4 separate regions of the Homo sapiens genome follow, and all the other regions are linked to region 3. Evidence: chromatin loops called from intact Hi-C (ENCODE). Cell type or tissue: HepG2. All regions are shown on one strand. Links, peaks and the distances in the headings refer to the core of each region. The heading gives the core; the rest is flanking DNA.

Region 1 (5,933 bases), core at 282-5,281, 63 kb after region 3:
TTTAGCATACACATATACATATGTGTATATATTTATACTTGACCCTTGAACAACAGACATTTGAGCTACTCGGGCCCACTTATGTGCAGATTTTTAAAATAAAAGTGACACTGAGTGCACCTACCTCCCCTTCTGTATGATTCTTAATAACACTTTCTTCTCTCTAGCTTATTTTAAGAGTATAGTATATCACACATGTAACATACAAAATATGTGCTAATCGACTGTTTATGTGTGTATGTTATTGTCAGGGCTTTCAGTCAAGGGTAGGCTATTAGTAGTTAAGTTTCTGGGGAGTCAAAAGTTAGACACAGAGGGGGGTTGATTTCCCCAACTCCTGCATTGTGCAAAATGTCAACTGTACATATAAAATAAGGATGAAAATATGTTGTCAAATCATATTTTAAATAAATGAGAAATGGCATATATGCCACAAAAAGAGATTTGAACAAAAAAGGAAATTGTCACCCGTGAAATAACTCAAGGCAACCCTGATTTCCTAGCCAGAGATGCTGTGGAAATTAACAGTTTTAAGGCAAAGTGATATAATAGTAATGATAAAGAAAGATTCAGTTATCAAAAAGATGAATCAACAGGATGTTTAACAAGCATACACTCTAGATGGGTTCTTTCCTAATTACAAATTAGTTTAGCAAAGACAGAAGTACTACTAAAAATGCTTGCAGGCAGAAGAAAATTGTCAAATCTGAATACATGATATTCAAACCATATAGAAACACAGTATTAGGAAAACAGAGAAGGACAAAATAAAGGAGCTCATGAGCGGGCACTAGGAAAGGGACTGTTTCTATGCAATTCTTTTAGAAGAGAATAGGAGGCTATAGTCTTTAAAGCAGTGTTTGTTAACCTTTTTAAGTTTTACTACTGCTTCCTTACAGCATCTTTTTAGGCTATTTCTCCCTTATCCAAAGCTCCTATGAAATTTTATTACCCTAGATACATCACATATTTGTATATGTACAGATATGTAGTACATAAATTTTCTGGAGGGCCACAGCCAATTTAATAGCTAAGATTTTGCCTGCTGAGAACCGATGCTCCCCCCACCCCTAAAGACTGACCCATTGTTAGGGGCGATATTGCACCCTGGAGAATGCTTTAAATGGTGGACTACTTCATATCAGATCTACAGTCTTCAAAGTTTTTCTGAAATATCTTTGTCAATGGGGTGGGTGGTGGGAAGGTGATGGAGAAGTGGGTTCAAGGAGTACAGCTAAGGAAACAAAAGCTCGCTCTTATACTTGCTTTTTCTTATCAGTTGAACCTAATTTGACAGCGAAGCATAGAAACATATAAAGGAAAAAAAACAGTTTTAGCCCAGGTATCTCAATTTTAGGGAAATATGGGTAAAAATACTGGGGAAAAATAGGTACTAAAGATAAAGTGAAAATTTCAGAAGAAATATCCTTATAATTGATAGAATTATTGCCTCATATAAAGATCAAACTAAATATTACTTTCACTTTCTAAAGTTTAATCATCTACCAAAATCCTTTTGTAGCCAAGATCAGTGTGAGTTATAAAAGTATGCTCAATCTGTTTTGATGAGATAATCTGATTGTTCTAATATCTCAGTTTCCAGGGCTCAAACCAATCTTGAATTGGAATTTCAAGACATAAAAACCACTGCAGGAACCTGCTGGAGAAACGGCCTCTGGTATCTCTATCTGAAATATGATTATCTTAAGTTCGCAAAGCATTGTGTCTGCAGTGTGAGTTTGAAAACAACAATGTTAAGGCAACTTCGCAGCTTCTTAATCAAGCCCTTCTCCATCTCTCCGTGTGGTTTTTGGGGTGGTGGAGGTGGAGCCAAAAAAGAGAGGGCAGTTTCCCAGGGCTGAAGATGCTACCATGACTCATAGGATCTATGCAAACCCTGTGAGTGAATTCTGAGGAAGAAGAATGAGTAATATTTTGATTTTATTACTGATGGTAATAAGATAGTATCATCAGTGTGGTATATTCTGATTACTGAATTCTATTCCCTATTTTCTTCCTGTGGCCAAATAAAATTTGTGTGTGTAAGCTATGATATTTAGTGTTGTTATCTGATGAGACAGGTTTAGTGGAAAAGTTCATTTTAAATAAACATTAAAATTGTTTCAGCCTCAGATTTTTAATCCAAATCATTCCTTTGACACCAGAAGAATTTTCCTCAGAGTCAACTCCAAAGATAAAGCTGCCTGTTTTCCTATTTGCCCAGAAGTAAAGAGGTTGCAAAATGATAAGAATACGCAAGTAGAACATAAGGATGTTGGAAGGAGAAACTCAGGAGGATGGTAATGAACAGGGAGATTTTTCTACAGACCTGGTTTTCCTATCACCCATCAGCTACACTTCTGGCCTGTGACTTCTTTGGGACTCTTGTGTAACCCTTTTGCACATCTGAACAATATTCACTTTTTAAAGTGAAGAGTTGACAACAATTGTGAATTGTAGCTTTGAACTAAGCTCCATTATTCCAAGGTCATTGCTTAGCTAATTTTAAACCAATTTAAAATTTCTCAGGAAAAGCACATATTTAATGCTACATTTTTCCATAATCACGTTTCAATCAGTTCATTCACCCAAGAACCCATTCAATTATCCACCCAAGTCCTATTCATCCTTCAGTTTTTCCAAAGAACCTATTCCTATTTCCTACGAGATAAAATCCAAGCCACTCCTTGGCTTGACAGAGGATATGCTTCCCAACCTGAACTCAATCTAACTTTAATAGAAAATCTCTGTTGGAGCCTAAGCTTTGCCCAATGCCATCATGTTTGGGTGTGATTTGTACCCTGGTAGAAGAGCCTGTTGGGAATCATTTTACTTGTTTCATGTAGGAGCCACAGAAAGACATCCTTCTAAGAGAAGGGTGTGTCAGACAGGGAAATTGGCTCAATAACAGTATCTCAATTGTGAGTGCATCCTGCTATCTGTTAGTCAGCCTTGTTTACTGCCTGGATTCATTTCTGAAAATTAAGAGAGGGGCTAAAGTACAAATGGAAGGAACTATGTTCACTAATAACTCTGAAGCACTGGGGCACAAGGAAGCACTGTATTGGTTCCATTAGGCCAAAGAACAAAGCTCCTCTTTGAATCTCCTCAATTTAACTTATGTAAAGTATTGAATAAGTGTTGCAATAAATAAATGAGTGATGAAATCAATCAGTGAAACATTTCCAGGAAATACGCTCGTAAGATCTGTCATGTAAATGTGTCCTCAAATGCTAGTAGCTTTTATTTTCTTCTCATACACTTTAGTAGTATTTTGACATTTCATAAACAATCAATACACACTAAGAAATCTCCACCCATGTTTTAAGCACCCAGTGGCTTTTCTTCTAAGACACTAATACTTGGATTAGTTCCTTTTACAGTATTTTAATACTTCCCCATAACATTAGTATGAAACATCCATTCAGCAGAAATGGCTTAAAGAGTTACTCATCTTTCTTTGGGAATTTCCATTTTTTCTTGTTTTAGATGAAAAGTGCCACAAATTTAACTTTCTCACAGTCCTTCACTGTATTTACTCAAAGTATTGTCTAGCATATGAAAGCCAAAACACTTCTAAGCCAATAAATAGCAAAAAACTCAACTGAAATTAGAAAATTCATGATAAAACAAAAAATTAAATGTCAAATAAAAGTTGCTACTCAATATAACTTCAGTGTTTATATTGAACATTGTGAAGAATGTGAAAGTGAAAGTGAAAACACACTTCTTTTTTGTTGGGGCAAGGAGGGGTCTTCTTAGCTTTAGTTACAGGACTGGGGCCTGCAGTTAGCTGCCAGTATTTAATCTAATTTTATGCTTATATTCATTTTGTCTGTCTTCCAAAATTCCAGTGTATTCTGAAAACATTTCCTTTTTTTTTTTTTTTTTTTTTTTTTTTGAGACAGAGTCTCACTCTGTCACCCAGGCTGGAATGCAGTGGCGCGATCTCAGCTCACTGCAACCTTCACCTCCTGGATTCAAGCAATTCTCCTGCCCCAGCCTCCCTAGTATCTGGGATTACAGGTGCCCACCATGAAGCCAGGCTAATTTTTGTATTTTCACTAGAGGTGGGGGTTTTACCATGTTGGCCAGGCTGGCCTCAAACTCCTGACCTCAGGTGATCTGCCTGCTTCGGCCTCCCAAAGTGCTAGGATCACAGGCATGAGCCACTGTACCCAGCCTATTCTGAGTACAGTTCTAAACAAATCTAATAAATACATTCATATTCTTATTAAGTATTTATTAAACATACACAATAGTTCAACATATGCCTAGATGATAAACATATGGCAAACATGGTTCTAAAAGAAAGAAAGAAAGAAAGAAAGAAAGAAAGAAAGAAATCACTAACACATTCATTTTCCAGATAGAATATACCTTTAATTATAATTTGCAAGAACCTAAGAATATAATGTCAATATTGTAACCCATCAGGCAGTAAAAAAATTGATACTAAGGTTTCTAAAATGCCATATGGTTAATTTTATGAAATATGTTTGCATCAGAAATTTCTTTTAAATGGAATTGACTGTGGTAATTGACCACTGTTAAAATGGTATATGATGCATAATTTTTTTGAGACAGACTGTCATTCTCTCGCCCAGGCTGGAGTGCAATGGCACAATCTCGGCTCAATGTAACCTCCACCTCCCAGGTTCAAGCAGTTCTCCTGCCTCAGCCTCCTGAGTAGCTGGGACTAAGATGCATGCCACCACACCTGGCTAATTTTTGTATTTTTAGTAGAGACGTGGTGTCACCGTGTTGGCCAGGCTGGTCTCGAACTCCTGTCCTCAGGTGATCTGCCTGCCTCAGCCTCCCAAAGTGCTAGGATCACAGGTGTGAGCCACTGCACCCAGCCTATGTTGATTATATTTCTAAGCAAATCTAAAATACATTCATATTCTTATTATTTATTGAACATACACAACAGTTCAGCATATGCCTAGATGATAAACATATGGCAAACACAGTTATCTAAAAAAAAAAAAGAAAGAAATCACTGACACATTCATTTTCCAGATAGAATATACCTTTAATTATAATTTGCAAGAGCCTAAGAATATAATGTCAATATTGTAACCCATTAGGAAAATAGTTCGATATGACATATTTTTGCATCAAAAATTACTTTTAAATGGAATTGACTGTGATAATTGACCATTGTTAAAATAGTATATGATGCATTTTTTTTTTTTTTTTTGAGATGGAGTCTCACTCTGTCACCTAGGCTGGAGTGCAATGGCACAATTTCGGCTCACTGCAACCTCTGCCTCCCAGGTTCAAGCAATTCTCCTGCTTCAGCCTCCAGAGTAGCTGGGACTACAGCTGCATGCCACCACACGCAGCTAATTTTTGTATTTTTAGTAGAGACAGGGTGTCATCCTATTGGCGAGGCTGGTCTCAAACTCCTGACCTCAGGTGATCCACCAGCCTCGTCCTCCCAAAGTGCTGGGATTACAGGCATAAGCCACTGCAGCTGGCCTATGATACATAATTTTAAAAGCTGCCTCATTTCATAAGGAAGGCCATGTAATACATAGTTTCTGATCAGCCATCTAATTATTACTAGAAAGCAAAGTTTATAATGCCAGTCAATGTGGAATTTAAGTCTAAGTATTTTCCTAATTATATATCTCTATATATTGAAGTTAGATACTAAGGTTTCTAAAATGCCATAGGGTTATGATTAAAACTAATAACTATATTTTCTGTGACACAAGATGACTCAGGGGCTCTCAGACAATAGCTACTTTGTCTACATTAGTGGCCTCATCATTTCCATTAAATAGCTATTTACATTGTGAAAATGTATGCCGTGATATAATGGCTAGAAATGCATTTGTCTGTTAGAATAAGAAAATCTCTTCTGTAGTAGAGCACTGTCATCTTTATAATCCTAGTGAAAGTCAAATAAAATAAACAGCATCTAC
Region 2 (5,933 bases), core at 654-5,653, 76 kb after region 3:
AACAAATACATATGGGAATGTCCTGGGAGAAGACATTGTTGATCTTTCTAATCATGTATTCCCGATTCAGTTTTCAAACATTGAGGTCCAAAATTTATGACTCTCTAGAGAGATGACATCATGCCAACTAACAGAAAGCAGTCAAGAGTAATTGTGTGTGTGTGTGAGAGAACGTGTATGTGTGTGTGTGAGTGCATGTGTGCCTGTGAGCATGTGCGTGTGAGAGGGAGAGAGGACTTTTCCCTGATTCTGAAATACAAAAATAGAAAATAAGACTGTTAAATGTTAAATATGGCAACTTACTTTTAATAAGATCAAACAAAAATGGACTTCAAAGCCTATCTTGATCACTTGTTGAAATGGAGTTAAATTACAGATTTTAATGCCTCACACTAGATTGAATGAATCAGAATGCCTGGGATGGGGCCTGGAAATATGCATCTTAAACAAGCAGTCCATGAGTTTGTTGTGCACATTAGTATTAGGGAATTATTAAGCCAATTTCAACTCACCAATACTCCATTCCTTGCATTTTCCAGCTTTCAGCTTCTGCAGGCTGCCCGCATTCCTCGGCCCGTGGCCCCTTTCCACGCTCAAGTCGCATCCTACTGACTTTCCCATCGACATAGCACTCATTGGCCATAGCTGGCAAAGTTTCTCTGCTTTTAAAGACTGGGGTGACTAGATTGGTCCCACCTGGATATTCTAGTCTAATCCTCTCACTTCAAGGTTCTTAATTTAATCACCTCTGCAAAGTCCCTTTTGCCATCTAAAGTAATATATTCATAGTTTCCATGGATTGGGAGGTGAACAAAGTGGGTGGAGGGGGACATGGTTCTTCCTACCAGACTACACACTATATCTGTAGAACCTTGTCTCAGCTGCTACACATTAACCACCCTGTTAATCATTCCTACATTCTTTTTACCCAGGTGAAAATGAGAGTAAAGAGAAAACTTTCAGAAAGCATGCTGAAAAGACTTTACCACTCAACACTCCATCCCAAATGGAGCTTTACACTCAAAGGGAAAACACACTTTCCAATATTCTACTAGCCCTCTATTTGACTTCTAATCCTAATAAATATTTAACTTAATATACAAGTGTAAATGGCTAACAGCTTCATAGTTGGTAATTCTAGGTGCTTCATATGGCTGTAAGAACTTAGGATATTTATTGTCATAAGTTATCAAATATCTGTCGTGTGTTGGATATCATATAGAGATAATAGCTTGTGTTACAGTAGATGGGCACTTTAATTTGGATTATTATCTTTATACTTATATCCTACAATCAGCACAAAATCAAGCACGAAGACTATCACACAGAGTCTACAATCCTTATTTTAACATAATCTTATCCTGATGTACATTGCCATCGGCTTTTAAATGTCTGAGCCTTATTTGCTTGTGTTCCATTCGTGACATAGGTTTTTGTTGTTTGTATTAATTTTAGAAACTCACTAAGAAGTTGTGGAATGAAGCATAAAAAATATTAAACTTCAGATGATGAATTTTTTTGAGAGAACAGTTTAACGAGACAGAGCAAGGGTAAAAAAATAAAGGCATGTGGCTTAAGACATGCTTTATTCTCAACAAACTGCCTGAGGGATCTTTGTTTTTGTTTTTGTTTTGTTTTGTTTTATAGAGATGGTGTCTCACTATGTTGCCCAGGCTGGTCTTGAACTCCTGGCCTCAACTGAGTCTCTCACCTCAGCCTTCCAAGGTGCTGGGCATGAGCCGATATTCCCAGCCCAACCAGAGTTCTTTTAGGGAAGAAGTAACTCCTGACACTTGGAAGATACCACAGTCAAAGCAATAGAAATGATAGCGCAAAGAAGTAAAAACTTCCAACCTCACGGCAGGCTCCTTGTTCTTCACAAAGTTCCAGCTCTCCACTTAGGAAGCTACATAATGACATACTGTTTTCATCACACATGCCTGCTCAGAGATAAACAAACCAGTCCTGATGTGCATTCATGGAAAGATCGCCGTATTTTCAATTTGGTCTTTTCTGCTTAGTGTTAAGAAGATTAATGAGATGTGTGTTGGTTGGTTTCTGTTGGAAGTTTTGTGAGGCAAGTGCAAAGAAGTGTGCAGCTACACTTCCTATAACCCACGAGCACCAAAGCAAATTAAATTAATATCAGGAAGTATTCGAACAAAGATATTTTTCTAAATGAAGTGTTCTGAAATAACATTATCATGTTCCAAAAATCATTACGCTGAGCCCTAATCTGACATTTTACCACGTAAAGATCTCTGCTGAGAAACATAAAAGAATGGGCTAACAAATTCTACTGCCACATCAGTTTCATTTTGTTATAAATCTCTCTAAACCTACCCCATGTCATCTAAAAGCATATTTGGAGAGAGGAATATGTTACACCTGTCTATTAAACAAGATACCAGAAATTTTCCCCCACATACATTGCTTAATTAAAGCTCAGATGTCTTTCCCAGGGCTGACTGTATTATTAGAGAATGCTTTTAGTAGATTCTCACATAGTTGGTAAAGGAATCTGGATGTTGACCTAGCTGTGATGTAACAGTAGCAACAGAGGGTGTCAGACAGCAGGGTCAATTTAACAAGGAAACACAGCTCATGTTACCAAAGGGTTTCTGTGTTTGCACACAATTCCTCTGGTGACTTCTCAGGCAAGCACCTCCGTAGACATCCTTTTTAACCCCCTGTGGTGTTTCTGATACTTAGCTGAGTAACAGAAATAAACAGAAATCTCTTCATTTTCTCTCTCCCTGACCCTAACCCCTCATGCTGCATGCAAAAGTATAATGTAGCATATTAGAAAGAAAAAATATCAAAATTTCGGGAGAAGAAATTGATTCAGCAAAGCTGAGTAGAGGCTAGGGAATGAGAGAGAAAGATCACAGTAAACTTACCTATTACGAACCTTCAAGAGAATGTAGATGCCTATTAAACTGGCATCTCTACTCCTAACTCTTGCGTGTCCAAATCTATTCTTCCAACTGCCATTAAACATTCACAGGTAGAAGTCCTATAACAGATATTTATCCACAAGCTAAAATAATTATTTTTTCTCCTATTAATTTTTTTTCTATTTATCCTATTTCAGTCACTTTTATCATCTTTCTTCCCAGGTTGGACATCTTGGAACCATCTTTTACTTTAAGGCAAAATGTTTATGGGACTATTAATTTCTTCTAGGTGTTGTTCAAATTTTCGTAGTTTAGGCCCATTCCAAGAGCTTAATAACTTCACAATTGAGCTTAATATAGTAGACCAAACTGGGAAGACTTATAAAAAAAAAAACACTTAAAAACATAAAATAAAGTTTCAGAAGTACTGAAACTATTTAGAGGTGGTTGGGAAGTGAAAACAAAAGTCATCAATATCAATTATATTGAAGATGTTTTTAAGATGTTGGCATTCTTCACACATGCAAGTACCTTTGTTATTTTAAGATATAAACCCCTCTAACAGCTGTTTCCTTTTTTTTAATAGTTTATACTCCTCTGAAGACTTTACCAAAATCCTTAAATATAATTGCCATAATGACATTGCTTTAGGGTATATATAATTCTTTACTCACATAAATCCGTCTTTGTTTGTGATCTGCACTCCTCTAATGCAGATCACTTAGACAAGTGTCTCCCTGTTCAAGAAAGCAGCAGGCAGAAAGCAACTGTGTCATTCACTTCCTAGCCACCATCCTCACTGGGCATGTCTCTCAGCCCGTTTTCTGTTCCTTGTAACAGAACACCTGATACTGGGTAACTTATCAAGAAAATATTTTTATAGTTATGGAGGCTGAGAAATCCCAAGGTCAAGGGGCCACATCTGGTGAGGGTCTTCTTGCTGGTGGGGATTCCCTGCAGAGTCCTGAGGCAGTGCAGGGCATCACACGGCGAGGGGGCTGAGGTGCCAGATCAGTTCTCTCCTCTTCTTATAAAGGCACCAGTCCCATTCCCACAATAACTGTTTAATCCGTTAACCTCCTAAACCATTAATGCATGAGTGGATTAGTCCATTCACGAGGTCAGAGCCCTCATGACCCAATCACCTCTTAAAGGCCTCACCTCTCAATACTGCCACATCTGGGATTAAGTTTCAACATGAGTTTTAGAGGGGACAAATACTCAAACCACAGAAGCATCTCTGCCATTTTACCTCTTCTATGAGATGAAGATCCATTAAAACAATTTGGTCTTTATTCAAAGAAGGGTGACCATGTTGCTGTGCTGCCCTCAAGGACAGAGCAAGTGAAAATAGCCCAAACGATGGAATAAAACTTCCAAATTTTATTTGCATTTTAAAGATAGTTTTCCACATCGGTATTTCAACATTTAGCCTATTTTTGCTTTGCAGTGTGATACAAATATACCTGGAAGCAAAGAGATGGCCAAATTGTTCTCTCAATAGTCCTTCCTTTCTACTGATTTCCTGCAACTATTGATGTTACTGGAGATGGTTAATATCAAATGGCATTATGGGACCTATGGCACACAATAAAAAGTATTAGTTTGGCCAGGCACGGTGGCTCACGCCTGTAATCTCAGCACTTTGGGAGGCCAAGGCAGGTGGATCACGAGGTCAGGAGATCGAGACCATCCTGGCTAACACGGTGAAACCCCATCTCTACTAAAAATACAAAAAAATTAGCCGGGCATGGTGGCAGTGGCCTGTAGTCCCAGCTACTCAGGGGTCTGAGTCAGGAGAATGGCGTGAACCCGGGAGGCAGAGCTTGCAGTAAGCGGAGATCGCACCACTACATTCCAGCCCGAGTGACAGAGTGAGACTCTGTCTCAAAAAAAAAAAAAAAAAAAAAGTGTTAGTTTGCCAAGAGCAGATTCAATAATTCTGTTTCCTTGTAGCATACGGGCACATTTATCCTACATTGGAGAAGGCTAGTGCAGTCTACCATGTGGACAAACATGTATTATCTTGGATTCTGGGAGAGCATCTGTCTAGGGTGAAGCAAAAGGCAGGACGTGAAGGGAAGTATCTCTTCCACGCCACAGGGGAAGACAAAAAGAAAAAAGAGAAGGATAAAAATGGAGCGTGGCTTAACAGATTTGCAATTTATTATCTGATTTCATCTATTTTCCATACTGTGTCCTTATTCCAATGACCTATTTTATATCTTTTCAGAGCATGATAAAAGTGTCATATCTAATGATGCAAGATGGTAAACAGCACTCTTCTCACTTGTCCAAGACATGTGAATGCTGATTTTTTCCCAGACAATTTAGTTACACTGCATGGAGAAGAAAGAACATTTCTTTAGTTCTTTTCACTTAGATGGAAAGATACAGCCAAAATGTTTCCTTGGTGCCCAACAAAAAGCAGCCAAAAAGTTTTTTTTTACAATGCCTTTTTGCACATCCTCTTTCAGCTGTTACATCATTAGAAGGTTCGAACACTACAAAATCAGCAATTAAAGAGCCACATAAAATTGCATCAAGATGCTGATCGATTCTAGGTTGCTAAGAAACATAAACTGTATCCTTTGATGACGTTACCATACTGCAAATATGCCCAAACCCATACATATCTCATAATCTCAGGATAATCCAAATTCATCAGTGTCACCGCCAATATTGGCCTTAATGCCAAAACTGCAATTATAGCGAACCTAAGGGAAGATCTACCATATAAGAAGCTACTACCATATAATTCTCTAATACTGAAATAGAAAGAATAAAGCCTATGAGTGTTCAAATGGGCATCAGTGGGACACAAACAGCTTAACTCAATGTAATCCAAGCTTCAGCTCCTTTTGCGCTGGTCTTTTGACTCTTTTATTTCCTTGTAACTACTGACCTTTCCACATTTGACCATGAACTACAGCTAACCTTCCACCCACTCATACTGCTTTTCTTCCTCTGCTACAATGTATGGTCTAACATACATGTTTTCCAATAAATGAGCCCTCCTTCCTCTTTAGTATTACC
Region 3 (5,933 bases), core at 504-5,503:
ACTTAGAAGCCATCAGATAAATTCAGAGATCTGCTCTCTCCAATAAATTATGTGAAACCAATCTTGATTGTTCTAGACTAAATGCAGCTTAAGGGGTATAATAGCTAGATGCAATGCATGATCCTAGATTGCATCTTGATTTTGGACAAAACAGGAAAAAAATGGAGAAATTTTATTTTGGCTGGGTCTAAAATGAAATTAAGAAATTATTTATTTTGCTAGATATTAAAAATCATTCTTTTGGCTATGCAGGAAAATACATTTATTTTTAAGAGCTGAATACTGACGTAGTTAGGTGTGTAATGAGATGTCTGTATTTAAAATTCTTCTGCACAAAACATGTTTTAAGAAAGCATTGGCCAGTCGCGGTGGCTCACGCCTGTAATCCCAGCATTTGGGAGGCCGAGACGGGCAGATCACGAGGTCAGGAGATCGAGACCATCCTGGCTAACACGGTGAAACCCCGTCTCTACTAAAAATACAAAAAATTAGCCGGGCGTGGTGGCGGGCGCCTGTAGTCCCAGCTACTCGGGAGGCTGAGTCAGGAGAATGGCGTGAACCCAGGAGGCGGAGCTTGCAGTGAGCCGAGATCGCGCCACTGCACTCCAGCCTGGGCGACAGAGTGAGACTCCGTCTAAAAAAGAAAAGAAAGCATTAGCATGATCCTTTATGACCTGACCCCAACTTGTTTATTTAACTTCATTTAGCCATAAGATAAAATCTATATCTTTATTTCTGTTTTAAAATAGCTCCCTTTGAGTCCTTCAGGATCAGCAACAGAAGCTTTGTTTCAGAGCAAGGATTTGTTTAGCCTCAAGTTCCTGAACAGATCTCAAGGTGCTTGGGAAGCACGTGTGTGTGTGTGTGTGTGTGTGTGTGTGTGTGTTTATGGGAACATATATTTACCTGGATGAGTTTTATGACTTTCATCAGGTTGTCAGAGGGGCATGCAACTCACAAATATTAAGAATGTCAAGAGTTTTCCAGTTTTACTTGTATAACTCACTGTACGGTAGCCTTTAAAAAAACAATGCTTAAATATTCATAGGGTCTTTAAGATAACTGATTCAAATTAAAATAATATACCTGAAGTTCATGGTTCCCTTGTTGAATTTTTTTGCCTTACAATGGTATTTCCATTTATATTTTCCATTGCATGCTGAGAATTAACTCCTGAGGGTTCTTCTTTTGTATACATTCATATGTTATACACTACGTCTAGTTTTCAGACAATGCGGGGGTGACAGTTGATTAAAAGGTGTGTCTCTGAGGCTTTAGAAAAGAAGAATCATTTAATCCTAAACCATTAGCTAGATCATGTATCTGGCATTAAAACCTGAATACTTACTTGGTTTTACAATAAGGTAAACTTCCATGGACATGGTAAAAGGCTGGACCACCAGAGGCCATTCCTGTACAGATAAGACTAGCAGTAACAGGGAAGGAAAAATGTCTAGGACCAGCTGCATGGGCATCCAACCTGTGCATCTTCACAGGGTTCCATACTTAAAAGAGCCTGATCCTTCATTTAATGATTGGCTGTCACCATCTCGAAGTTCTAAAACATTTTTTAATAAGGGGCCTCACATTTTTATGTTACACTGGGCCCCACATATTATGTAGTCCATCCTGCATATGGGACATGTCCCTGTGCTTATCTGTGTTGCTCATAGCTGTGTTCAACTTGGTTCTTGTTCAGCTATTGCTACCCCCAGTTTCCTTCCTGCAGATAAGGGCTGGGGTTGGGCTGCTTATTATGGCAACAGCACAAAAGGCATGAGCAAACATGTATTAGGATTAGGGAATGTGGAGGCAGGATAGCAAGGAAGACCTAAATTGGCAGAAAAAGTCCATCTAAATGGTGAATCACTAATATCACTCTATTTTTTATTCAATTTATATAACTTTCACTGACAACGCTCCTTTAAATTTCTAGTAATTCTCATCTTTCTATTCCCTTAGTCATACCTATGATGGAGGAAACTCAACTATTGAGGAAAATAGTCTCAGGGCTCCCCTATGCACTAATACTAAAATTGATCATGAATGACGCTGAATCTGCCATTTCAGATATTTTCTCTAAAAATTTAAAAGTGTTATTTTTCAAAATAACGTTAAAGACCTACAGGTGGCAACATTTTGATAAGGCAACATGTAAACATTTGTGCCAACAATGTTATGCTATGTTTTTTGTTTTTTGGGTTTTTTTTTTGCCACAAATTCGCAGTTTACCAGGGTTGCTGTGTAGGGCTGTACAGCAAATATCATGCTCAAGGGAGTTCAGAGGAGTTCAGAGGTGGCCAAAGACTAGACTATGACTGGCCTCTTATCTGATCCTGGCCTCTTTGTGATGAATTCTACTGAGTTTTTCAACAGAGGAAGTGCTCATGATAAGGGGGATTATCTTAGTGGTTTTCTTTCCCCCCAAGGTGGTCAAAGAGTAGCACTAGTAAGTACAGTAACCAAGTGTTATTATCTTACTTGTAATAATTAACCACCATATATGAGGCACCATGCTAACACTTGATGTGCCTATATCATTCAATGCTTCAGCAACCTGAGTAGTTACTGAATTATTCACTGTTTACAAAAGAGAAAATGGAGACAGAAAAGTGAAGTGAATTGCCCAAGGTTATGTACCTAGTAAACAATAGAGCAGAAATTTGAACCCAAAGCCAGAGGAATTCAGCAGCCGCGCCCTGAAGCACAGTGGTGCCCTTTGTCAGGCAGAGAACCCACTACGTCATTAAGAACAGGGAGTTTCTGGCTATGTCATTGCTGTAGGTTGAGTGAATAACTAACAAACAAAAAATTAATCAATGAAAGTGATTCTACTGTATTTTATATTTTAGCTATTATTCTAAAAAGTAACCATTGCTTTTTGTACATGATTTTAGCTCTGAAAATTTCCTGTCAGCAAGAAGTCATTTCCCAGGTGGGATTTTAGAGGATCCTAAATCATGGGCCTTTGCTGTCAGCTGTCATGAGAGGGGGAAGAATTGAGGAAGTAGACAGCAGATAAGGCTGGGAAATATATTCTCTTTCTGAGAAAAAAATAATTTTCAGAGATGGCATCTTTCTATGTTACCCAGTCTGCGGATCAGTGGCAATTCACTCTTCACAGCGACCATGGCACTACTGATCAGCACGAGGTAGGCAGCAGATAAGGCTGGGAAATGTATTCTCTTTCTGAGAAAAAAATAATTTTCAGAGATGGCATCTTGCTATGTTACCCAGGCTGGGGGGCAGTGGCAATTCAGTATTCACAGCCACTATGGCACCAATGAATCAGCACAGGAGTTTAGACCAGTTCCGTCTCCAAACTGGGCCAGTACCCAGCTCTCAGAAGGTCATCATATAGAGGCAAAACTTAATGCAGACACCCAATTGGCATAGATCACTGCAGCCCAGAAATAGTCTCGAGCAATCCTCCCACTTCAGCCTACTGAGTGGTTGAGACTATAGGCACGCACCACCAAACCCAGCAGAAAATGGTTTCTTATTGACCTTAAAGTATCATCACACTGATCACAAATGTATGAAATTTAAAATATGATATTTAAGAACCATCCAAACATCTATCGTTCTTTGTGTTTAATTATCTGGCTGTTTCACTTTTATGGCTGATTTAAGAAAGCACTGAATATGCCTATATGGAAAATCATATATAAATAACATTTTCCATGGAAGCAATAAAAGACATTAAAATACTATGCAATGAAAAGAATGTCTAATCATTACTCAAATGCAATCTGAAATTATCTAATTGTGTTTTATCCAGACAGGATTCTCTAAGATTCTTCATAGTTTTGTTTTATCTAGGCAACAAGAATGAGAGTAAATGTTAAGGAAATTCCCCAGGAGGAAATACTGATTTTGGAATTTTGCAATTGCATGGTATATTTGGCTGATGAACATGGAGATTAAAGTACAGTTGACCCTTGAAAAATATGGGTTTGAACTGCGAGGGTCTACTTATACGCACATATTTTCAACTAAATGGGGATCAAAAATTTGGTATTCTTGGGATGCAAAACTTGCATATATCAAGGGCTGCCTTTTCTTATATGTGGGTTCCAAAGGGCCAGCTGCAGGGCTTGAGTGTACACAGATTTGGGTATACTCCAGGTGCCCTAGAACCAATCCCCCACATATACCAAGGAATGACTGACTGTAGCTATAATTTCCCAGCTTCTCATTCTACTAGCTACCTACCAAGTGAAAACATTGGGGAAGCCAAATGCCAATGGCAGAATAGGTTTTGTTTCTTTTTATTCCCAGGGGTGCTCCAAAACACATGCTCCAACCATTGCTAGAGAAAAAGAATATGAGTTCCCAAGGAAGATTTAAGCAGAGTGAACATATTCCATACCTTTACATTCTCTGAAGACATAGGTACTTCTCTAACAGCAGAATTAATTCCTGAAAAGGCACTCTGCAGTAAGAAAAAGAAAAAATGACATCAGTTGAATCTCATATCTCCATAGAAAATATTAATAAAGGCTTATGGAACTGACTGAGTTTTTAAAAAATTATAATCTTTCTAAGCTAAAAAATTTTTTTAAGTATTATGTGTATTAAAGGAAGAATAATATAGTAATAAAATGAATACTATATGTGTTTATGATATACTAGTGTGCTATAAAAAGTTGTTACTTCTTCATATTTTCTTCCATATCTTACTACCATAATTGGGAAGCATTTGTAACATGGAATTCAGACAGAGTTCTGCAGAGATTCATGACAGGCATCTTGAGACTTTTTTTTGCACCAACTTAGAATCATTTCATGATCTTTAAGAAGTCTACATAGGATGTTTGTCTCGATTCCCTGTTTTCAGTGAAAAATCTGTCATTTACAAGAATAGGCATTAGAGATAAATTTACCAAATTTTCCATGAGTTTGAGATTGTGAGCCCTATCCAATTGACATCCTAGCTTCAATATGTGTAAGTGGCAAAGCCCATCGTGTATATGGATATAAGTAGAACTGCTGTGAATAGAAAACTCTATGCATAATGACAGATTCACATTTTAAATTCTGATGCTGAAATACTTTTATATTAGTTACTACTTAAATGATATTAGATACAAATTTAGTAACTTTATGACAACTTGAAACATTAGTATGATTAGATCATATAATTGCTGTATTCTCTGGACTCTTAATTTGTCAGGAACTGTGATGCATACTGATTTCCCAAGAGCCAGGGAAGTTTAAAAGAAGAATGGGTATAAGTCAAGGTTGCCAGATGGGAGTCCCCATAGGCAGCTGCACCCTCTGACGTGGTGGCAACGCAGCTTGGCCAGACCAACCCGATCATCTTTTCTGAAACTTAATTCTGTAAAGTTTTATCCATGGCTCCTCCTTGTCTGCCATCCTTGGTTTCAGGGTGATATATTTCCTTTTAATCCCAATTAACCTGGTCAGTTTAGGAGCACACTCTTTGCCTATTCATCCAAGCTAGAAACCTCCCCTTCACCTTACCTGCTATGTATCAATCACTGGGTTCTCTATCCGCCTGTTCAACTTCATCCCGGGACAAAAATTCCCTGTTTCTAAGCCTTAAAATTTCTTCCCTGAACTATTCAAGGCATCTTCCTAACTCTTTCCCAGCCTCCAGTCTTCACTCTCTAGTACATTCTCCACATCTTTACCAGCATGAACATGGTATACCTCGGTGAACTTGGAAGTATAAGTCTTAACATGTTTCTTTCTTTTTTTTTTTTTTTTTTTTTGAGATGGAGTCTTACTCTGTCACCTAGGCTGGAGTGCAGTGGTGCAATCTCAGCTTACTGCAACCTCCGCCTCCTGGGTTCAAGCGATTCTCCTGCCTCAACCTCCCGAGTAGCTGGGATTACAGGTGCACACCACCACGCCTGGCTAATTTTTATATTTTTAGTAGAGATGGAGTTTCACCATGTTGGTCAGGC
Region 4 (5,933 bases), core at 670-5,669, 220 kb after region 3:
TTTCCTGTCTGGCGTACTGTAGTCCGAGCTCCTCTCTCACTCCTTCAGGACTTTGCTAAAAATGGCAAAAGGTACACAACACCCACCAACATTCTGATGTTTTCCTACCATTTCCCTCCCTTTTGCTTTCACTCTAATTCACATGCGGTTTGACTTCCAAAGGATAAAACGTGAGCATGTGACCAGATATTTTCCTATGCCATATTAAGAGTTATTTGTTGTCCAGCCTTTGTTATCTGAGTACCCACTACCTAAATGCCTCCACACGGCTAGGCCAGCCCACATGTTGTTGAGTTCTGTTATTGCACCCCACCTCCAGATGCCAAATTCTGTATTTGTTAGGATTCAGTTTGTGTACAAATAAAACATCCCAACGTAACAGAGTCTAAACAAGATAGGGTTTGTTTTTCTCTCATATAAAAGAATTTTCGGCCGAGCGCAGTGGCTCATGCCTGTAATCCCAGCACTTTGGGAGGCCGAGGCAGGTGGATCACCTGAGGTCAGGAGTCCAAGACCAGCCTGGCCAACATAGTGAAACCCCATCTCTACTAAAAATACAAAAAAATTAGCCAGGCGTGGTGGCGGGCGCCTATAATCCCAGCTACCTGGGAGGGTGAGGCAGGAGAAGTGCTTGAACCCAGGAGGCGGAGGTTGCAGTGAGCCAAAATTGCGCCACTGCACTCCATCCTGGGCAACAAGAGTGAAACTCCGTCTCAAAAATGGAAAGAAAGGAAAGGAGAGGAGAGGAGAGGAGAGAAGAAAGGAAAGAAAGAAATTTCTGGGGGCAAATATGCTAGGAATCCCCCCAGAGCAAGGAATAAGCATGCTTACTGTTCAGTCTACAAAAAATAATATCCCTCTGCAGAGCAAGGCCAGGCCTTCTGATTTGCCCATTATAAAACACTTTGGTTCCTAGATTTTGGGTTCATCTCATGTAATGCAATTCACTGCTTGTATCTGGCCCTCTTCATGTCGCCCTGTGGGAACTGGAGTTCAAGGGAACACTATAAATGCTGCTACTTAGCAACTGTGGCTGCTATGAGTAACACAGCCTCGTGTTTCTGACCCAGGAGTTGCGTGTCTTCCTTCAGCATCCATAGAACTGTGAGAGGCTAATTTCTTAGCTTAGCACCAATTATTAGGGCGAAATCTCAGACCCATCCCAGTTCTCGTTGGATAAAATAGATAATAAATATTAGTTCTGTTTCCAGGGTGAAAATTATGCTCAGGGAAGTAGTCCGAGTCACCTAAAATCACATAACTTATGAAATTTCTTCTCACCCTCATCCAGCATACATTGCCCCACCCATAGTTGCTTCTGTGGAACCAGAAAATAGTTTTGGTGAAAGTTGTGGAAAGTGGCTATTTGTCTTAGAAGCAGGTCCTGATACTAGGATGAGGCAAAACTGTCTCTCAAGGTGCAAAATGTATCCAGGCACTCAAACTCAGATGCTCAGCCTGCACTTACATGAGGCTGAGAACAAATGCCTCCTTAAATACTATGCCCTACGACATTATGCCAGGAGAAATAAAGCAGCCACAGAAGGACAAATACTGCATGATTCCATTTATATGAGGTATCTGAAACAGCCAAACTCATAGAGGCTGAGAGTAGAATGGTGGCTGTCAGGGGCTGAGGATTAGGGGAAAGAAGAGTTGTTGTTCAACAGATACAAAGTTTCAGTTACGCAAGATGAAAACTTCTAGAGATATGCCGTCCAACGTTGTGCCTATGATTAACAATATTGTATCATACACTTAAAAATTAAGAGGGTAGATCTCAGGTTAAGTGCTTTTACCACTACTATCAGACACACACACACACACACACACACACACACACACACACACAGGCTGACAGCCTCACTTAATCCTGGCCCTGCTTAGGAGTCTTCCAATCCAGTACTTTTTATGTCTTTAGATGGATTTCCTTCTCACCTACAAATATCCTTACGTTTTCCAACCCCACCATATCTGTCCTCAAAATCTGTAATTTGAAACAAATCTAAAACATATTCACCCAGTATAAAATAACTGCCAACCACTTAACACTATACTCCCAGCACTGTTCAATACTGAAAGTAAGCTTTTGCCAAAGAAGGAGCAGTAAGAGTAGAATCTCAAGGATTCTAACTAGAATTCTACGCTTCATGTGAAATACCTGAAAGAGAATTTATGGTTGGGAGGGACACTGATAAAATACTTTTATGACACATAAAAATCAGACCACTCCATATTACCAGATACCAATACCATGTTTATCCCTTAAATCTAGAATCCAATATATCAAGGTTATTAATAGCAAAAAGAATTTTTTAAAGAAATCTTAACAATTAATTTCAGAAGCAGAGATGACCTTATTTGTCCTTTTAAAAATGGATACAAGTGAAGGTTGAAAAGGCACTTCTATTCACAGTCATTCTCCCTTTGGTCCAGCCACGGGAAGAAATGAAAGGATTCTCCATCAGCCAGATGGTGTGAGCGAGAAGTCAAGTGAAGACAAACCTTCGATTCTCCCTCTGCCTGGAAGCTGCTGGCATCTCCGTCCAAGTGCTGAACAAATGGGACTTTGTGTGCTCTCATGAGCGATCTCTTTGATGTTCTGGCATCCCGATTGGCAGCTTTTCATATCTGGCCATCTTAGAGCAGGGGAGATTGAGAAACAGAGAGAGGAAGAACCAGGGAAAGAAGTCTGGCTCCAAGCCCAGTGGGTAAACATGCTGGCTGCCTTCTCACACAGATTACTTTTCAAAAATGAAAAGGGAGTGTCCAGCTTCGTTTGGAATAAAGATGAGGAAATGACTCTCAGCTGTCCACACACAACAAAACAACCAACCACTACAGAGTAGGGGAGCCTTCCATCCAAGGTAGACCAGATGGGATTTGTCTCCCAGACCCAGAATATATGTTCCCCTTCAAGAATGTTTATACTGATAGTATCCTGAGGTTGGGGACATTTTAATGAGATCCATAGTCCTTACTTTCTGCAAAGAATACACAGTCACAAACTTTCCTTCAGGACAAGAGCAGCTTTGCTTTCCTGAGTGCTTTCTAAATCTAATTATATAGATGGAGGCTGTGTGGCCTTTTGTTTTGAGTTCAGAATTATGGGTTTGAAAGTCTGAGGTCCAATTGTAGTTTTATACCTAACTTCTTGTGTGGCCCTTCACAAGCAATTATTTCCTGTCTTATTTTTCTGAACTGTTGATGGGATTAAGCTGGTAATAGTGGAGGGGGAAGGGGTTTATATCTAGTTTTAAATTCTTAGAATTGATTTCAAGACAACAAATTATCAAGCATCTACTCTCAACTTAGTAGTGGGCTAATAGAAAGAAGAAAAATATATAGAAGAAAACTATAGGGACTCTGTATTCAAGAACCTTGTAAATGACTTGACAAAACTTAAGTATCATACATAAGCAAGGCAGTATCCAGTCCAATATATATAATTGGATAACATTAGCTATAAATACTGTAATAATTAGAAAAAAATTAACACATTACTATTAGTGGGGTTATTTGGCATAGGTTTATAAAACAGAATAAATTTCAGATTAACTGTAAGAAGAAAGAAATAATGTATTGACTTGTAAAGAGGAGAGGCAGTCAAAAAAAATCATTCCATCTTTTAGATAAAAAATGAGCACCAAATGGCTTTATCATGGTTAACATCGAGGTTAACCAAAATATGATCTGATTATCCTGAGTAGTTTGGAGACCTATTAAATTAAAAACAAATGCTTATGAAGAGATACTTTGCCAAATTTCTAGTGAGATTATAGCAGGATTACCACAAGGTAAGTGACTTTTTAAGATATTGAGCCACTGTATCTGGTCCCCTGACTCCTAACATCATCCCAAAGTATTTTTTTACCTACTGTTTCTTCATATTTGTATTTTCTGTTTCCCAAAATGACAGTGTGTTTAAGCTTTGCTTAAAAGGCTTAAAGTTGTATGCCTTAAGTTTATACAATAAAAAATCAATTTTAAAAAAAGGTCATTGAAAGTCTCTTTATGTGAAAGATGTAGCAATAATATGACATTTCTCCCATTTTCTTATAACTTTTCTAGAAACTAACACACATCCTTACTTTGTATAGTTGTATGCCTTGTTTGTGAGAAGTCTTTTTCTTCTAAAATTCTTAGGACTTCACCAAATTTGCAGTGTTCCCACTCATGTCATCTGTGCCAGTCATGTTTTCATTTTCAACACATTGTACATACACGGACACACATACCATATTCACTTGCCACAAATAAGTTTTAAGTTTAACACATCTTAAAAGAGCTTTCAATGGAATCAAAAGGAAAGTTAAAGAAAGCATAAAGCCTATTCAATTTGATTGTCTCATCATCTCTCTGTATAGATACTACTCTAATTTCTTCTAAATATGTAGTATATGATCCAGGACCTGTTATTAAAACTGGATAAGGCAAAACATAAAAATAAAAATAAACTGGATAAGGCAAAACACAAGCCTAGAATAAAGTGACCTGCATTTACACTCACAGATCTGCTAATGATTACATATCCTAAAAGTAACCTCTGAGAATATGCAATCATTATGTGCTCTAGAGATGCAGCTATTCTAAAAGAGAGGAGAGAGAGAAGAGACCTTATAAAATGAAGTCCATAAGTTTAATCTTCAAAGTTAAATTTTATTTTATTTAAATAGAAGTGAAACTCAACACTGGAGCTATTTATCATAGTGATCAACCTGTAACTAACTAATTTTTTAGAGACATCTGTAGTACCATTAAGGAGTCCTGTCAACTCTCTCTGACACTTGACACTCTCTCTTGACAACGTCTTACCCTAAAGCAGAAGATGGTAAACCAACTCACCAGTGTAAAAGATAATATTTGTTTGGAGTCATAGGCAATTTTTAAGAGAGACAGCAATAAAGAATGTTTTCTAATTTAAAATTGACATGGTTATTTCCAGACAAGACAGAGCAAGAGGGACTAAATTTATCCCCTCCCATGAAACAACTAAAAATATGGACGTAATATATGAAACTGTGATTTCCAGACATTGGACATCAGGCAGCATAGGACAGTGACCCAAGAGACAGGAAACAAAAAAAAAAGAAGTGAAGTCCCTGTCATTGACCCCGCTTTCTACCTGGAGAGAGTTTCTGGGCCACAGTTCGGGGAATAGAAACCCAGGAGGAGACTGGTAGAGTCCCAGAGCTGAGGAAACAGAGCTGGGAGGCCAAGACAGCTAGAGTTCATAGGCAGATTCCCAAAAGAAAGCCACACACAAGGGTGTGCAGAGGGTCCCTTTTGAGCCTTCAGCTGAATTCTGATCAGCACACAACTGAGGAGAAACTATGCAAGTCTAGCAAAAGAAGCCCCTCCGGGATCAATATTTGAAGATCACACGGGGACAGGTATAGACTGGGTTCCCACCAGCCCAAGTGGAGAAACTTCATAAGTCACAGGACATCAAATTGAGCATTCAGAAGGATATCACCTCAAGAGGCAGACAAATTAGCTCTAGGCTAAGGGCTGTTCTAATCCCACCTAACAAAACTTAAAATTTACAAGGTTGAGATCATTTATTTCTCATCCTTGGGGAGAACTATCTTTGAGAATCATCTGGTTCTTCAATCAATATTCGTTAAGTATTTAAAGATTGAATAGAGATTTTGACTTTGTCCAAATTTCAGCTCTGATTCCTGTTATACCCGTGCAAAGGAGGATATGGTGAGAATAGCACAGATGTGGAATAAAGTTTGAAGTTTTTTTCCATTTAGCAGGAGATGAATCCAACTCTCTGGATAAAGTCATAGGACCTAATGTCCCCATAAGTTCAACTTGTGATGGCAACATTGTAAACTGTGTACTTCCTCATTTTGAAAGGACAATGTACCCATTGTTCAGTAGTATTATTACATGGTTCTTATGCAATTATCCACATAATATAATTA

Evidence for each region. A loop is a pair of places that touch in the nucleus more often than their neighbours do. Peaks named below come from ENCODE experiments on the same cell type or tissue, not always from the same donor. Only the 100,000 strongest peaks of a DNase experiment are listed, where the experiment ranks them.
Region 1: a loop joins it to region 3, with 5 times the contacts of the local background. A loop is called at or near these places in 3 of 110 quality-filtered maps.
Region 2: it touches region 3 in a loop (4-fold over the local background); 3 of 110 quality-filtered maps call a loop at or near these places.
Region 4: it touches region 3 in a loop (5-fold over the local background); 2 of 110 quality-filtered maps call a loop at or near these places.

The regions. Positions count from the first base shown.
Region 1 is chr7:17,140,452-17,146,384 of GRCh38, reverse strand. All of the region lies in intron 1 of LOC107986772 (a long non-coding RNA gene), which reads right to left. It overlaps LOC101927609 (a long non-coding RNA gene), which reads left to right. Exons shown (of 12, transcript XR_007060234.1): 9 at 1,597-1,678. Among named protein-coding and RNA genes, the nearest start is that of AHR, 160 kb to the left of the region's middle. In HepG2, for the core only: no CTCF peak of the experiment used is centred there; a DNase peak (open chromatin) is centred at 3,024; H3K4me3 peaks cover 561 bases.
Region 2 is chr7:17,127,121-17,133,053 of GRCh38, reverse strand. The region is part of intron 1 of LOC107986772 (a long non-coding RNA gene); the gene reads right to left. Among named protein-coding and RNA genes, the nearest start is that of AHR, 170 kb to the left of the region's middle. In HepG2, for the core only: no CTCF peak of the experiment used is centred there; DNase peaks (open chromatin) are centred at 903 and 2,563; H3K4me3 peaks cover 697 bases.
Region 3 is chr7:17,203,205-17,209,137 of GRCh38, reverse strand. It overlaps LOC107986772 (a long non-coding RNA gene), which reads right to left. Exons shown (of 3, transcript XR_001745107.2): 2 at 4,373-4,435. The region is part of intron 6 of LOC101927609 (a long non-coding RNA gene); the gene reads left to right. Among named protein-coding and RNA genes, the nearest start is that of AHR, 92 kb to the left of the region's middle. In HepG2, for the core only: no CTCF peak of the experiment used is centred there; DNase peaks (open chromatin) are centred at 1,737 and 2,467.
Region 4 is chr7:16,986,851-16,992,783 of GRCh38, reverse strand. It overlaps LOC105375170 (a long non-coding RNA gene), which reads right to left and starts at 2,566. Exons shown (of 3, transcript XR_927067.3): 1 at 2,357-2,566. It overlaps LOC124901595 (a long non-coding RNA gene), which reads left to right. Exons shown (of 4, transcript XR_007060239.1): 4 at 2,437-2,517. In HepG2, for the core only: no CTCF peak of the experiment used is centred there; DNase peaks (open chromatin) are centred at 1,643 and 2,633; H3K4me3 peaks cover 586 bases.